Linked DNA regions of Mus musculus: region 2 is linked to region 1. A link is a loop called in an ENCODE intact Hi-C map of the cell type or tissue named here. Cell type or tissue: heart. All regions are shown on one strand.

Region 1 (8,000 bases):
TAAAAATCTGCATACCCTTTAACCCACAATTTTCATCTCTAGGAATCCACCATGCAAATATCCCCATACATACACAGTTCGCTGTCCTAATGCAGATCATTTGCCACAGTTCTGCTTATGCTAACAGTCTGGAAGCAGCCTGGTTCCTCACCCACAGGGAGCTAGTGAAGGGCGCATATTCAACTGTCTATTCAGTGGAATAATATACACTGGTTTAAAGGAACAGAGGAGTTTTTAATTTCCTATATGGAAAAATCTCTATGGCAAAGCTCAGAGTCGTGCACACTGAACAAAAGCCCTGTGTGAAGGGTGTCTGTGGAAAGATCTTGATAAGGAAACTGATAGGAAAAGCTCTGGGTATCTGCATAGACTATGTGTATAGTAGTCATGGGGGAAGTAGGGGAATATAACTTTAAAAATGCAAAGTGAGTGTACGGGTGTGTGGGGGTGGTGGGGAGATAGGGAAGTTGAGGGGAGGGGGAGGGACAGAGGTGGGGAGGGCTGAGTTGTCTCAGCAGATAAAGGTGCTTGCCATCTTAGCCCCCACCTGATGGGAGGTAGGTACAGACTCTGGAAAGTTGTCCTCTGACCACCATATGCACTCAGATGGGGTCTCTCTCTCTCTCTCTCTCTCTCTCTCTCTCTCTCTCACACACACACACACACACACACACACACACATACACACACACAAATGTAGTTCTAAAAATTAAGAAAAACACAGGGTAAACTGTTTTTCAGCTGAGATGTGTAAGTCTAATTCCAGCTCCCCTGGGTCTTTTGGAGAAATTACTTCAACTTCAACGTCACCATCTGTAAAATGGGAATAATAATATGCCCTTGATTCAAAGATACCTTGGAGAAGGGGTTGGAAAGAGGCAAAAGTTTAAAAACTGGGAACTTTAGGATGGGCATGTTCATGGTCTATAATGACTTTTCTATGATTTTGAAAAGTTTTCTAAACAAAACACGTTTTTTGTTTTCTTTGTGGGTTTCTTTTTTATTGCTGCTCTGGTCTTCACTATCAGATACCAATCTGCTCCCCAACCCCCATGCCCCACTAAGAAGGAGTGCAGAGCAGGTGAGCTGGTGGCTGGCCATCTGGCCGTCTCTCTAGGACATGCTCTTCATTGCGGGCAGGTGAAGAGGTTTTCCTTGCAGGACAGGACAGTGGAATCGCAAGATGAAGGTGGGGTCCCCCAAGTGGGTGTGGGGAAGGGGACCTTGCTCTCCCTCCTGAGTGCTGGTGGCCTGTGTCTGGGCACGCAGGATACCCCTACACTGGCTGAGACCCGATCAGATAGGGCGCCTCCCCCGCGCTGGCAGCCCTGGGAGGCGGCGGGGAGTTTACGTAAGCCGCTTGTTGATGGAAAAACAACGCACTGGCTCGGTGGTAGGCGGTTCCTGGCTTGCTTTGAGGAAGCCCCAGGGGGTACTCAGCAGGCCACAGCACACACACCCCTTCGCCTCTCCGCCCCCCACCCTCCGTCTCTGGGTTCGGCCGGTCGAGGAGTAGGGGCTACATCCAGGCTGCAAGAGCGGCTCTCGGGGTTCATCTAAATCCAGGCCACCCTGCAGGTGTCATCTGATATTTCACCCTGGACCTAGGTGCCCGACCCAGTTATCCTGCTGCAAGCCCAGCCCTGCTTGGGGCAGCGGGGGTGAGAGCTGTGGGAACCCCGAGTGAGCCAAGAGGAAAGTGGGGGGCCGTCATAGTTACACCTGGAGCCTCCTTTCCTGGTTCTAGAAGCCAAGGAGAGCCAGGCCAGGCCCGCAGTTTTGCAGGGGCACTTCTCAGTTCCCTCCTGGCTTTGGCAGAAGGCGTGTGGATGACCAGAGTTCCGGTCCAGCTCAGCTAGCTGCGTAGCCTTGTGGGCTCGGACCCAAAGTTCTTTATCTGGAAAACCAGGTTGATGTTACTTGTACTAAACAAGTTTTCAGAATTACATGAAACATTCTGAGGATTAAAAGAGATGACTACAAAGCCCTTAAATCACACCCAACTGTGTCTAGCACACTAGCACGTGTCACTGTAGATATAGATTGTGTGTGTGTGTAGGGGTGTGTGTCACACCTGCCCCTTCCACTCCAACTCAGACATTTGCTTTTCAGGTGGCTTCTCTCAAATCTCTGCCCTGGCTCGGGTGTCCAGTGTCCTTCATTCACAAGTCTACATTAGTTCCCTCTGCGCCCTATACCTAGAGTACCTAGAAGTGGATGAATTTCCGATACTGTACTCTAGGGGGCACAAGCCAGGAAGGGAGGGAGAGCAACATGTGGGTAATGTTAAATACCCTTCTTAAGGATCTGGACAGAATCAAATAAGTGATTCATGGGGAAACCCTTTCTTGGCTCAGAGAGTTGTACCAACCAGTTAGGAACTGCCCGGTCAATGCTACAAACAGGAACCATTTGAGACCAAACTTTGTATCAGGCTAGAGTCAAGGCTCAGCTTGGGCAGTCCTTTTTAAGAGACTGTTTCAAATAGATCAGTCTGTTACTTCATCATCAAGTGAAGATAACAAGACCTACCATCTAGGTGGCCACAAGGCACCAAGGAGATCCCCAAATAGGAGCTACTGTTAAACTTAATTTCTTTTTTTTTAATTTTAAAGATTTTTAAAATTTGATATATATGGGTGTTTTTGCCCGCTTGTATGTGCACCACATGTGTGCAGTGCCCAGGGGCCCAGGATTAGGCTTTGGATCTTCTGGACCTGGAGTTATAGACGGTTATTCATCTGTGTGTGGGTACTGGGTACTGAACCTTAAACTCTAGAAAAATAATAGCCTGTACTTTTAACTGCTGAACCATCTCTCCAGCCTTTCTACTCCTACCCGCATTTTGAGACAAGGTCTTACTATGTAACCCTGGCTTGGCCTGGAATTCACAATGTAGACCAGGCTGACCTCAGAGTACCACCTGCCTTTGCCTCCTACGTGCTGGGATTAGAGCCATGAGCCACCACACCTGGCTTGACTATTTATATATATATATATATATATATATATATATATATATATATATATATAATAATTTGTTGTTTTAAAGCAGAGGAAACTGAGGCAAAGCAATGTTAAGCAACTTGCCCAAATGTCACAGAGCTGGGAAGCAGGCTGTCCGAGACCCTAATATTGGGTCTCCTAGCCTTCCAGAGCCCGTATACAGCGCCCAACAGGGGCTCAAAGTCAGGCCTCAGCAAACAGTAGCGGTGAACATGCTCCTATTAGTACATTCTGTTGGTATCATCCTGATCTCAATTACTCATCTATCCCTCCTCAGAACAGGACAAGCTGGAGCACTTTGGGTCTGGGTGAGCGCCAGCCAAGAGCTGGCGCCGGAGCCCCAAATTCAGGCAGGAGCTGTGCTTCCTCATCCCACCCATGAAGAGTCATCTGAAGGCTGGTGTGGGCAAGTGAGTCCACTACCCAGACTGGTCCCTTGCTGAGCAGGAATGTCACACACCTCTCTGCAGCCTGGTGATGGACATTCCCTCACCTCCCCAAGAAGAGCAGGGCCAGGAGAGGGAGGCAGGGCAGACACTGGGCCTTTTGTGTACTTCTCTCTGCAGAGCCCAGCCCTGAAACCTGTCCCCACCCCTTCTCCAGACTGGGCAGAGGGTGCCCAGGGCCCTTCTGGGAGAGGAAAGAATTCAGGCTGAGACCTGGAGGCTGAGCAGGGATCTGCTCGGTGACCTCTGCCCAAGGGTCCTTAAACTCTACCCTGTAAACCTTGATTTCTCATCTTTCAAAGGAAACTTGAAGTGCTAAACATGGAAGGGAGGTGGGGGAGGGGGACGACGAGGGTGATCCTCGGGCAGGGCAGGGGATCAGCTAGCCGTATGCTGTGTGGAAGGTGATAATGGTGGTCACCCCTCCTTGCCGTCAATACACTAACCCCCACCCAGTATGCCATGAACAGGTAGTGTCCTGTGGCCCATACAGACCTGAGTAGTCAGCCGGAATCAACACCGACTTGACAGATGATGAGCCCAGATTCAGGAACACACTGGACCCAAACACATACAAACACTCTTGCACTTTGGTGTGCTTTATCACAAACATGCTCCTAGATGTGGAAACACACACCGGACACACACACATCATATGTATATGCATATGCATCTCTGCAAATGCAAGCAGCCCTGCACACTAAGCAACACACACACACACACACACACACACACACACACTGCTCAGCAGGGAGACTACTAATAGCAGAGTATCCCACAGGCCAAGGATAATAACTTGCAGCTCTCCATCCCTCCCATTTTTGGGGTGTCCCTCACACTGGGGTCCAGAAAAGCTCTGCCCAAAGGCTTGGAGAAGGGGTCTAAAAGTTAGGCAGACATGTGGAAATCTGTGTGCCAGTCCAGACGCCCTGGGTTTGGCACTCTCTCAGCTCTCCACTTCACCTATTGCAGAAGTTGGTACACTCAGGCACTTAACCATGATCCATGATCACTCCAGGTTTGCTGATGACAGTACCCTCAGCCTGGAAAGGGTCTCCTGTTTCTGATGTCTCTGGGGGATTTCACCCTGAGACCTTCCTTAGGCTACCAAGGAAGAGGAGAAACTAGAGACTCGGGGCAATGCCGAGGTGCACCGCCAGGGGGCGCTCTCTGCCCGGCTGCGACGCTCCCAGGCAGGACCCCAGGTCCCACCTCCGATGCCTGCGGCTCTTGTCTCCCTAGGGAGCTGACCTGTCTGTTGGCAGTCGCCCCCGCAGGATGTCTGCGCTCCTCACTCCGCCGGATCCCACCTCTGCTCCGGCTTCCGCCCCCTCCCCAGTCCCTAGGGCCTTGCCTCCTGGGATAGCTCCAAGACAGGCAGCCACCCTCTCTGCCGGAACAGCCCCAAAGCCCCACCCTGCCCCCTAACCCCCAACCCCCAGGCTCTATCTGAGAACCACCAAGGCCATGCCCCTGCGGGACTGCCTCCCACACCTCTCTCTCGGTGGAGCAAAGACACATAAAGGAGTACTAGCTGACAGATGGCAAACAAAACAGCCTTTGCTCCAAGGCAAGAGCCTGTCCAGGCTACAGGCTCTCCACAAAATGCTGTGGCTGTGAGTTACACTCTACAGGGGCCACAAACTATGAAGCAGGTGTTATTACCTGACACCACCCCATTACAGATTCTAGAAGCTCGGAGAGGTGGGTGTTTGTCCAGAATCTGCAGTAGATTCTGGTTCCAATGCTGTAAGGACTGCTCTCTGACACTGGATGCCCCAGCTTTAGGACATGTCTATTAAGGATCTGCCATGTGCCAGGCACTGTACTGGGTACAAAGAAGAAGGATGTGGAATTTTGAACCTTTCAGCAGCTGGAAGGAGAGTTGAGTTACATCTGTGGACTTGTCCTCACATGCCAATTAGATGCTCCTGGCTGTGCTATGCTGGCCACACAGGGCTGGCTGGTGGACATTGGCTGATCTGAAGTGGAGTCAAGTCAAAAAACAGTCACTGTGTTTAGAAGCAAAGAGATATGCTAAGCAGGGGAGTTTCGGGGGGGTATGTGCATATTTGGGCTGGAGTTTGGAGAACAGGACCCCAGGGCAGAGCCCACCCAGTGTGCAACAGTCTGGCACACCTGGCTGGCTTCATGCCCAGAGACTGGTGCAGGTCCCAAGTCCTGCATCAGATATATGGGCAGGGACTGACTGTCAAAGAGCCACCAATGCCAGCCTATGACCACCTCACTCAGGAGGGGTAGGAGACACAGAAGAGTGCCTCCCACATCTGCTTGGGAGTCTCTGGGGTGGGGGTGGAATGGACCTATACTTGATGTCTTAAAGGTACTGAAACTTCAAGTCCCAAGTCTGTGGACCCTGTTCCCTTCTGCCTGCTCTTCCCAAGTTTTCTCCCACTGGATGGAGGGTCGTGTGACCCCATCTGCCCAGGCATGATCCTACTCCCTGTCTTCCACCTCCTCTTACAGCTAGATAATTTCCTCTTACTGAGCAAGCCATGAGGAGCAAGCCAGTAAGCAGCACCCCTCCATGGCCTCTGCATCAGCTCCTGCCTCCAGGTTCCAGGCCTGCTTGAGTTCCTACCCTGACTTCCTTCAGTGCTGGAGTCTGTCGTGTAAACCAAATAAACCTTTCCTACCCAACTTGCTTTTTTTTTTATTTTTTGGTCAAGGTGTTTCATCACAGCAATAGTAACCCTAACTAGGACTTCTACCGGACTCTGAAATCCCCCTTTGACTCCACCCACTCAACCCCTCCTGACCTGACTTGACTCAGTATTCACACATTCTTGGTACTCTTAAAATAATGGCCCAAGCATGCTGCCACGTTTCCTGCCTCACCTCCCACCATCTTGGCCTTCCATATGAAAACTCCAGACACGCAGTGCCTTGAACTCTCTGGATCTCGGGGCCTTTGCACACGCAGTTGCTCCTTTCTTCTACTTGCAGAGTCACTTTCACTCTTTTATCCAACTTGTGAGTGGGTCTTTATGCCAAAATGTTATCCCTTGTCTGGCCTGCGTGCTGCCATGGTTACCCATGGGCATCAGCACATTGTTCAATAGATGTTTTGGGAGCCCTTTGAGCCAAGTTTGCTTTGCAGATGTGAAAAGACTCCTTCCTTGGGGTCTGTGAGATATCTTTGGCTAGGCTTCTCCACAGGAAGGGATGAAGGGCCGGTTAGAACACATATTTGTTGTCTTCTTGTTTCCAGGGCTGGCTTTGAACTTCCTGTGGAGGGTGACCTTTAGCTCCAGATCCTCTTGGCTCTTCCTCATGAATTCTGTGCTTACAGGCATCCACCCATGTCTAGGGATTGAACCCAGGGCTTGGTACATGCTAGGTCAGCGCTCTACCAATTGAGCTGCATTCCCACTCTGACCATTTGGGAAATCTGCAAGAGTGGCAGGAGAGCTTGAACCCTTCCTCTGCACCCTCCTGCAGACCCCAGCCACCTTAAACACTGCAGTCTGCTGCTGCTGCTGCCTGATCTTGCAACTCAAAAAGTCCTCCATTCCTCCTGAGAAGGCAGCCTCTTACAGCTCTCCACTTTCTCAGAAACCCATCTCCTGCTCCTCCGGTACATCCTCCACTTCTGCAAGATGCCAGAAGGGGTTTGAACTGCCCATGTGCTGCAGCACGGTAGCTGGTATGGGGTGGGGGGGTGTTTGGATTCATCTGAGCTGTGAGTATCCCATGGAGCCTATGCTGGGTGATACTGCTCAGCCGGTCAGGTTGACCCTGGCTGGTTAGGTCGACTGGCTGTTGCTTCATTTGTCTCCCAGATAGCCCAGGAGCCCAAAGGAGACACTGTAAGTCAGATCTTCTCTGTCTGGGTCCACACTCACTGGGACAAGGGGAGAACGAAGACATATAGAGAGATGGAAGCTGGACTACTGCCCAGGGAACTGCCCTAGCTTCCTGTGTTTTCCCTGTTTCACTTGCTCTCCATCTCAACAGTCACCAGAACTTCCCAATATGAGTGAGGTACCACCCATGAGTGAGCAACCCACCGTTCAAGGTCTTCATAATCCATCTGCTGTCCTCTCTGAGCTGGACTCCCATCTCCACTGTGACCTCTCTAGGACTTAGACAACCTTCAATAGAGAAGGTTCGTAGTATTCCCTCACAGAGAAATTCTTTAGAAATATTGCCACTACAGTTGAAGGAACTAAGGCCAGAGTAGCTAAGTGCCTCATCATGGCCCTCAAGGCTAAGAAGATTGCAGAAGAGCTTGCCCAGGACCTCCGTACTCTGTGGACAGGGAGTAGCAGAGTGGGATAGGCTTATGATGGAGAGAGACTGCTTGTGCTATGCCTCTGTATAGATCTCAGGACAAGGGGGAACCCCATTTTCACCAAGTGTGTGATCAGCAGCCAGAGTGCCACCTGCTTTTCCTGTCTCTTCCTTGCTCTGACATAGGTTCCACTTCCTTATTCTCTATGTATCTCTTCAACTGCCCTAAGAGACTCATGTCTCCTGGTTCATCCCTCAGAATGGCCTCCTTCAGCCTCTGAGCCTGTGCTAGGA
Region 2 (8,000 bases), 190 kb after region 1:
AGACCAGACTGGCCTGGAACTTGTGGAGATCTACCTGCCTCTGCTTCCCAAGTGCTGAGATTAAAGGCATGAACTGGAACTAACTAAGGAAGAGAAATTCAGTTTCTATGCCTTGTCCTGGGTCAGGAGGAAGAAAGGAGAGCAATAAGGAAAGGAAGATGGATGCAGGTCAGAGAGGACCTTGACTTATTAGCTTTTTTTTTTTTTTTTTTTTTTTTTTTTGGTTGTATTTGATGCCACTAAATTGAACTCTTTCTGGGTCTGTTTTTTTCATGTCTATGAGGCTTTTTAATTTTTAGTCTTCTTGTTTTTGTCCTTGTTTGCTAGGTTATCTTTTATTTCATGCAAATTATTGTATATTGAAAAGTATAAATATATTTTAAGGCCTTTAAGGCCTAGGGGGTAATATCCTTCTTTAGAGAGGATTTTATTTGGCTTTTATGCTGTTTGTTATACTAAAAATCTCCATCTCCCCCTCCATCTCCCACTTTTATCTCCTGCTTCCATCTCCCCCTCCATCTCTCTATCTCCCTTTTCCAATTTCCCTTTTACTCCCCACTCCTTTTCTCCCACCCTTATTTTGCCTTCTCCTTCCCTTCACCCTCCCTACCTTTCTCCCCTCTCCCTTCTCAGGAATTTATAGACAAGCCATCTCTGAGGTTTGTGTGTTTCCATTTTGTCTCTCTCATAATTTTGAGCGACCAAAACTTTGACCACTGGGACCTCCTCTATTTTGGACCTTATTAAATAAAGTTTTGTCCTTTTTACCTTTTTTGGTAGATTCTTTTCTGGCTTTATAGAATTTTACACTTAAAAATGCTTTGCTATTCTTGAACAGTTTTTTCTTTATTCATTTGTTCTATTTTTAGAAATGTTAATACCAATATAAATCATGGTTTCTCTTCACTGGGAATGGAAATCTAGCTAGAATTAACACTCATTCTATGAGAAAGATAATATTATCTCAATTCCTTATAAAGCAACTAATACCTAAATGGTTAATCGAATTGCCCAAAGGTCATAAGAAAATCTATTTTCTTAGGCACCCTGATTTGAGCCTTCTCTTTCTGAGTTTGGGCTTTGAGATAACAAGTATCCTTTCATTTTATGGCAGGTACACAGAAAAATATAAGAGTGATAGAGGCCAAAGAGGGCATCATGTGGGTGTTTCTGTGTAATATAGACTTTTGAAAACCTGTAATTTATATTTATGAATAATTGTGTGTGAATTCTCTTCTAATAATTTGTTGAGTCATGGAAATATTTCTCTTTCTCTTTAACTTTTTCTTTTGAGATAGTGTCTTATTATGTATGCTTGTCTGTGTTGGTACTGACTGTGTAGCTCAGATAGCTTTGAATTCATGACAATTCTCCTGCCTTAGTCTCCTGTGTTCTATGCCCAAATCTTTTTTCTAGTATTTGGCATGAATTATAAGAGATTTTTTTCACAATGTCTAAAACCATTTTTTATTACATTAAAAGATTATTTGTTTTTCCTCTCCCCCTCCCCCCTCCCCGTGTGTGTGTGTGTGTGTGTGTGTGTGTGTGTATGTGTGTGTGTGTGTGAGAGAGAGAGAGAGAGAGAGAGAGAGAGAGAGAGAGAGAGAGAGAGAATATGAATGAATGAGAATATGGACAAGTGTGTAGAGATTAGAGAGCTAGGTTTCTTTCCTTCTACCGTGTGTGGATATGTGGATACTGGAGATCAAATTCAGGTTGTCAGGCTTGATAACAAGCACTTTATCTGCTGAGCCATCTCACCAAGAGTTTGGGGAGATCTTTATGTGCCTGCATATTTATTACATACATTTTAATCCATGATATATGGTTGATCAGTTTTGCTAGAATTATGAAGTTGTCTCCCAGCTTCTAGTCATGAAATCATTGCCATAGTTACTCTACTTTGCAGCCTGTTTGTGCACTGCTTTGGAGCATCAACAGTTTGAGAGGGGAGTTTTTAAATTTTAATTTTCATGATGCTAAGGATCAATCCAAGGTGTTGTACATGCAAGCTTGTTACAAGGTAAGTCCTTGCCACTGACCTATAGCCCCAGCCTTTTAACTCAATCCACCAGTCAAATCCATTTCCTTCCCTCCCTCCTTCTCCCCCTCCTTCTTTCCCATCTTCCCTTCCCTTGTTCTATCCCTCCTTCCTCCTTTATTGGTGGTGGTGCTAGGGTTTGAACCTAGGGGTTCCTGAGTGGTAAAAAAGCATTTGTCACAATACCACCTCCTAGTCCGAGCTCTTGAATTCTCAAAATATCTTTTGATATGCTTCCAGCAAAGACAGAATAGTTGGTGTTTGAGCCTTATAGCTGACAGTAGTGAAATGCTTGTGTTAAAGTTGCAGGATTCTGGGGACAGATGGGGCAGAGTGGAGAAGAGAAATAGCCAGATGGGAGCTCAGGGGAAGTGGTACTTTGAACCATGTAAGTGGGACAAAAGGTAAAAGGTGTAAATGTTCAGGAGAGCATTGAGAGGCTTCAAAGGCCATGAGACTGTAGGGTGAAGAAGGGTTTGATAGTGTAGCTGGGGAGGAAGCTAAAGGAAAGGAGGGAGTTGGGGCCAAGAGTCGGGGAGGAGAACATGTAGAGAGGTTAGAAAAACCCTTCTCAGTCATACATGTGAGAATATGATTTTAGAATCTATAGATTATCCTTGAATCTTCAGTGTTAGCTAACTTTCTCTGTGTTATGCTGCTTTATAAACTAAACAAAAGGGGGAAAAAAAGCTAACCAAAAGGTCTACTCTAGAAATCCTAGTAGTCAAGAAAAACAAGTTTGTTACTTCCTTCTGGTATGTATCTTTTGGTTTTGTCTGTGCTCATTGTCAGCTCAGCCCTCATTTAGAGACCGTGCTAAAACAATCCTCATGTAGGAATTGCCTTTCTCTTGGATTTTAAAACTTTGCATGAGAATTGGCATGGGCCATTTATATTCACTTTTTAAAAAAATATATTTTATTTATTTATTTATTTATTTATTTATTTATTTATTTATTTTTGGTGCTGTTGTCCTCTTAGAGAACACGGAAAACTCATGCTGACCACATTTTTCTTTCTAGTCAAGGCATTACACATATGCACTCATTGAGAATTAGATAAAATTCATCATTTCTCCTATAGTTAGTTGGAAATTGGGAAGCATCTTACAATAGATAAAATCTTAAAATTGCTGTGAGCCAGGCAGTTCAATGTTGTGAGGTTATTGCCTCAAAGTGGGCAAACTTGTCTGTCTGTCCTGGTAGTATGATTGGACAGCTGCAAACTGACATTTTAGGATCATTGATAAGTGAATGTGAGTCTAAAATATCAACTGAAGATTCTGTTGACAACCTCTAGCCTTTGTCACAGACGACCATTTGCAGCTTGGTACAAAGTCTTGGAGACAATAGTGGAGTTTTTGATCTTTCCTGTTGTTGCTTTAAAATATAAAACGTGTCACTAGTGCTGTCTGTGGCAAAGCCTGGGATGTGCAGAAAACCGGAGGAGATTTGGAGTATGAAGACATTTTAGGAATGCTTTTATTTTTATGTTTATATTAGAGTGTATATAAATTCTTTTCTAAATTTTATTTGTTAATTTTACTCAGTAAGAAATTATTGTGTCTAAATTTAACTGCTGCTTTTTTGTTTTCTAATGAGACTAAGCAAGCATTTTATTCTCTCTCTCTCTTTCTCTCTCTCTCTCTCTCTCTCTCTCTCTCTCTCTCTCTCTGTCTATCTATCTGTGTCTGCCTGTCTCTGACTGCCTTTTCTGCCTCAGTGTTGGAATTACAAGCACACCCACACTCTGTTTTGTTCCTTGGGTTCTGTGAATCGAACTCAGGTCTTCATGTATGTGCAACAAGTACTTCACCACTGAGCTGCCTAAGCCTCCAACATTTTCTGTCACTGGTATTTTAGATTCTATGAAATATGGTCACTTGCTTCTTGTACACTTAAAAATGTTGAGGCAAAGTATGGTGGTATAAACCTTTAATCCCAGAACTCAGGATGCAGAGGTAGGTGGATCTCTGAGTTTGAAATTAGCCTGGTCTATTTAAAGTGTTCAGGCCAGCCAGGACCACATAGATCTTGTCTCAAGAAAGCAAGCAAGCAAGCAAGCAAGCAAGCAAGCAAGCAAGCAAGCAAGCAAGCAAGCAAACAAACAAACATGCAAATAAAAAAAGTGGAAGTATTTATTTGGCAAATGGAGCTCAGGTTTCTTTGTTATGTTGTCTTATAATACATACCTGGGATTGCCTTTCTACTCTCTTTATTCTTTCTGGCTTTAAGAAAAATTTATAAAAGATAAATCAGTAATGCTTTTTGCTCTTGAAATCTCATTCCTTCAAAGGGCATTGTTGGGTCTTTGTGTCTACTAATCTACTTGTATTATTTATTTGACTTGTTTTTTCGCCTGTGTCATGGTATGCATGTGGAGGTCAGTGGACAACCCTCACTGGTTGGGGCTCTTCTGCCACCTGGTGGGATCCAGGGATTGAGCTCAGACCCAAGGGCAAGCTCTATCTGCTGAGCTGTCTTGCTTGCCTCTTTGTATTCTTTCTAATTAGTTAACCACATGGAGAAAGCCCCTTCTTGAGATGTACAAGTTCCTGAAAATATCAGCTGAGACAGAAACTCATGGTAGAACTTTCAACATTTCGCCTTCATTCTTAATCTTGTCAGCTCTGAAGCTACTAGTGTTTAAAAAGAACACTTTAAATATATTGTAAAAGAAATATTATGTATCTCATTGATAATTTTCAAGTCTGAAGACTGATTAGAGAATAATGAGATATACAATTTATTCATAGTGTGTTCATTAAACAACTTCTGAGGCTTTGTGCTAAAGCCTATTTGAGAGATGTATGGAGCAACACTCTGCTTTCAGAAGCACTTGAGTCTGCCAGTGGCCAGCACCTGAGAGCTCAGATACTGGCCTTCCTACTCAGATGTGATACTCTCGAGGGCGAGGGCTTACGTTCTGAACCTGAGAAGACTGACTTTAAATTCTGGTACTTCTACCACTTAATGTCTTCCTGTGTGGACTCTTGTTTTTTATTGCTGAGCTATCCTGAGTCCATGACTTGACACATAGTAAGTACTTTGTCAGCCTCTGTAATTCATCTCACCCCTCCAGGCTTCAGTCTCTTCAGTAGTTATTGTAAGAGCCATCATATGTGGGTTTTCAGTAAATGTGACCCTTTGCAGTGGGGATTCCCCTTTACTACCATAGCAATCACTGTGCTTACCTGGGTGTTGTGAAAGAATTTTGATTGTGGTACCATGTAAACATGGCTTGGTTGCAGTTCACTCTTAGCCATTTATTAGATGTGTCCAGTGACTGTAACTTTAATTTTTTTTAAAGTTTACTTTTAATGATGTTTATTAAATGCTTTAATCTCTCTTTTGGCTCATTGCCCATCAGGAATAGTGAAAAAGAAAGAATATGGGGGAAGTGGACCTGTTTAGAAAGGGCTTTTTTTCCCCCCTTTTTTTTTTAAAGGCTTCTTTATTTATTTTATGTATATGAGTACACTGTAGCTGTACAGTGAGCCATCAGAGGTTGTGAGCCATCATGTGGTTGCTGGGAATTGAACTCTGGACCTCTTCTCGCTCCTGTCCAAAGATTTATTTATTTATTATATATAAGTACACTGTAGCTGTTTTCAGACACACCAGAAGAGGGTGTCAGATCTCATTACCGATGGTTGTGAGCCACTGTGTGGTTGCTGGGATTTGAACTCAGAACTTTTGGCAGAGCAGTTACTGCTCTTAACCGGCTGAGCCATCTCTCCCTCCCCTAGAAAGAGTTTCTTTGGAGCAAATCTTATCTTTGTTGTCAGAAAATCAGCAGTTCAGTTCAGCAGCCCCTGAATCTATTTCCACTTTATGGATATATCAGCTGTTCAGCAGTAGTCAGGAGAGCAAACATGAATGAATCAGCAGCAGTGGCAGTACCTAGCAGAGACAGCCAGGCCTCAGCCTTGGCACGAGTCAGCAATAGGGACCCTGAGGGATGCCAGGAGAAGTTCTCCACTGTGCCTCTCACAGGGAAGCAAAGATCAGGGAAGACTCGAGACCCACAAGCATTGCACAGCTAGTTCTATGAGCAGTACAAGCTCAGCCTCCACCACTGTCCATTGAGTCCTGTTTATCCCCTCCAAAGATCATGTGTCCTTCATGGGTCTTGCCTCAGCACGTCTCTCTCAGCTAATATCACTCTGCCGATCAGCCTGAGGCCTGGGAATCAGTCACAAACTGCAGCACACCACCAGAGCTTTTTGGTGCATTATTTTCTGTGGAGTCCTGACAAATGGAGCTCAATTATGTAATGTAAGGCGGACCAAAACATGGGTGTCGTTTTGTCGTTAGCGAAGAATCCTTTATCATGAGTCTTTTCACCCGTGTATGCTTCAGGAAAACACTCCTTCATGTGTTTACCCCAGCAAAACACCATTCAACTCAACTGACTTTCCAAAGAACTTCTACTTCAAGTGACTTCTGATGTCCTTGCTGAATTTCCTCATGAACACCTCAGACTCAGCTAAACTTCGCTCCTTCTATATTCTGCTTGTGTTAAGTAGCATAACCAGATATCTGGCCTTTTGCTCACAATTTTGAAGATTACAATCTGTAATTGTTTGGCACTGTGGCAAGGTGGCACATTGTGGGAGTATATGGTGGAACAATTTGCAGAAGAGAGAAAGAGGAAGGATTCAGACCCTTAAGACCTGAATCCTTTACAATGCTTCTTTACAATGCTCCACATCTTAAAAGTTGTGCCACCTGGGGACCAAGACTGGGAGACATTTTAAGAGCCCAGTTATACCCCAGTTTTAAGTTTTTTTGTATTGCATTCTGGGAGCTGAGCTACGTTATCATCATCTTCCTCATGTCCCACCCTCCAGCCTCTGCTGTCCTGTCTCAGGCTTGTACTTTCCAGCACCATTGCCATTAGCTGTACTGTTTCTCACACTGCTGTGGGCTTTTTACTAACTCTGCTTCCTGCTTGCTCAATTTGAGTTTGTTTCCTACAGAGTCCCTACTGTTTTCCTCTCCTGGATAAACATCTGTGGCTCCCATTTACAACTGAATGAAAGCCAGAGTCTTTATTTTGCCCTTGAAGGCATGGTTTGGAACTAGCAGCCTTCTTCAGCCTGATTCTACTACTAGCTCCCCAGTATATAGTGAGAGATATATTGATCTTTTAAAAATCTTATCTGACAAAAGTTTCCTTCGCAAAGCTGCTACTTTCTTAGCCATTGCTGTTTCCTCTGCACAGTTAGTTTTTGCCTACTTTTGTTTATTCCATTTCTTTGTATCCTTGAGGTCTGTGACCCTGTGACAACTCCTTCAGGAAAACTCTAGCCTTCAGAGAGACCACAGACTTTGCTAAGACATGCTATGCGTCTCCATTTTTTTTGCACTTACTTCCCAGTCAATGTCTTCATGTGGATTCAGTTTATGGCTGAGCTGTTCTGACTGCTTAGCACAGAAGTTGACACTGAGTAAATACTTCGTAAATATTGGTTAAAGGGATGAATAGATAAATGAATATCACTTGCTCTATGAGGTTAGTGTGAGAGTAACATTGGAGCATAGATGGAAACTTACAGGGGTTTACGGCATGAGTTTACTGATTTTTTTCTTTTTTGGGCAGGGGTTTCATCTTTATTTCCCCCTGTACATATGAAACTATTGATTATGGCCCACTAGTTGGCAGTTTACTATATCTAAATGAATTTTAGCACATTTTAAAATGTGGGTAATAGCATAAAAATCAACTTGAAACCCACTTTCTTGACTTACACATAGCATGGGCTAGTGCAGTCTTTGGACAACACTGTTTAAGTAAGGGCAGTGAAGTGAGCTAAAGCTTGCTTCTAAAGAAATATAATTTTGCTCTTGCTCTAGTACCCTTCTTTCTTATAAATGCCATGTATGAAGTCTTTTGAAATAATTGCTTTACCTTCTTTTACAGACACAGTCTATTTCTAACCCAAAATAATTTTCAC

The links. A loop is a pair of places that touch in the nucleus more often than their neighbours do. Peaks named below come from ENCODE experiments on the same cell type or tissue, not always from the same donor. Only the 100,000 strongest peaks of a DNase experiment are listed, where the experiment ranks them.
Region 2: a loop joins it to region 1, with 10 times the contacts of the local background. A loop is called at or near these places in 15 of 42 quality-filtered maps.

What each region holds. Positions count from the first base shown.
Region 1 is chr2:38,372,769-38,380,768 of GRCm38, reverse strand. No RefSeq gene overlaps it. Among named protein-coding and RNA genes, the nearest start is that of Gm13584, 7.9 kb to the right of the region's middle. In heart, a CTCF peak has its summit at 2,238 (motif pointing right); DNase peaks (open chromatin) are centred at 1,278 and 4,738; H3K4me3 peaks cover 1,243 bases; H3K27me3 peaks cover 7,481 bases.
Region 2 is chr2:38,183,090-38,191,089 of GRCm38, reverse strand. All of the region lies in intron 2 of Dennd1a (DENN/MADD domain containing 1A), which reads left to right. Among named protein-coding and RNA genes, the nearest start is that of Dennd1a, 100 kb to the left of the region's middle. In heart, a CTCF peak has its summit at 4,465 (motif pointing left); no DNase peak of the experiment used is centred here.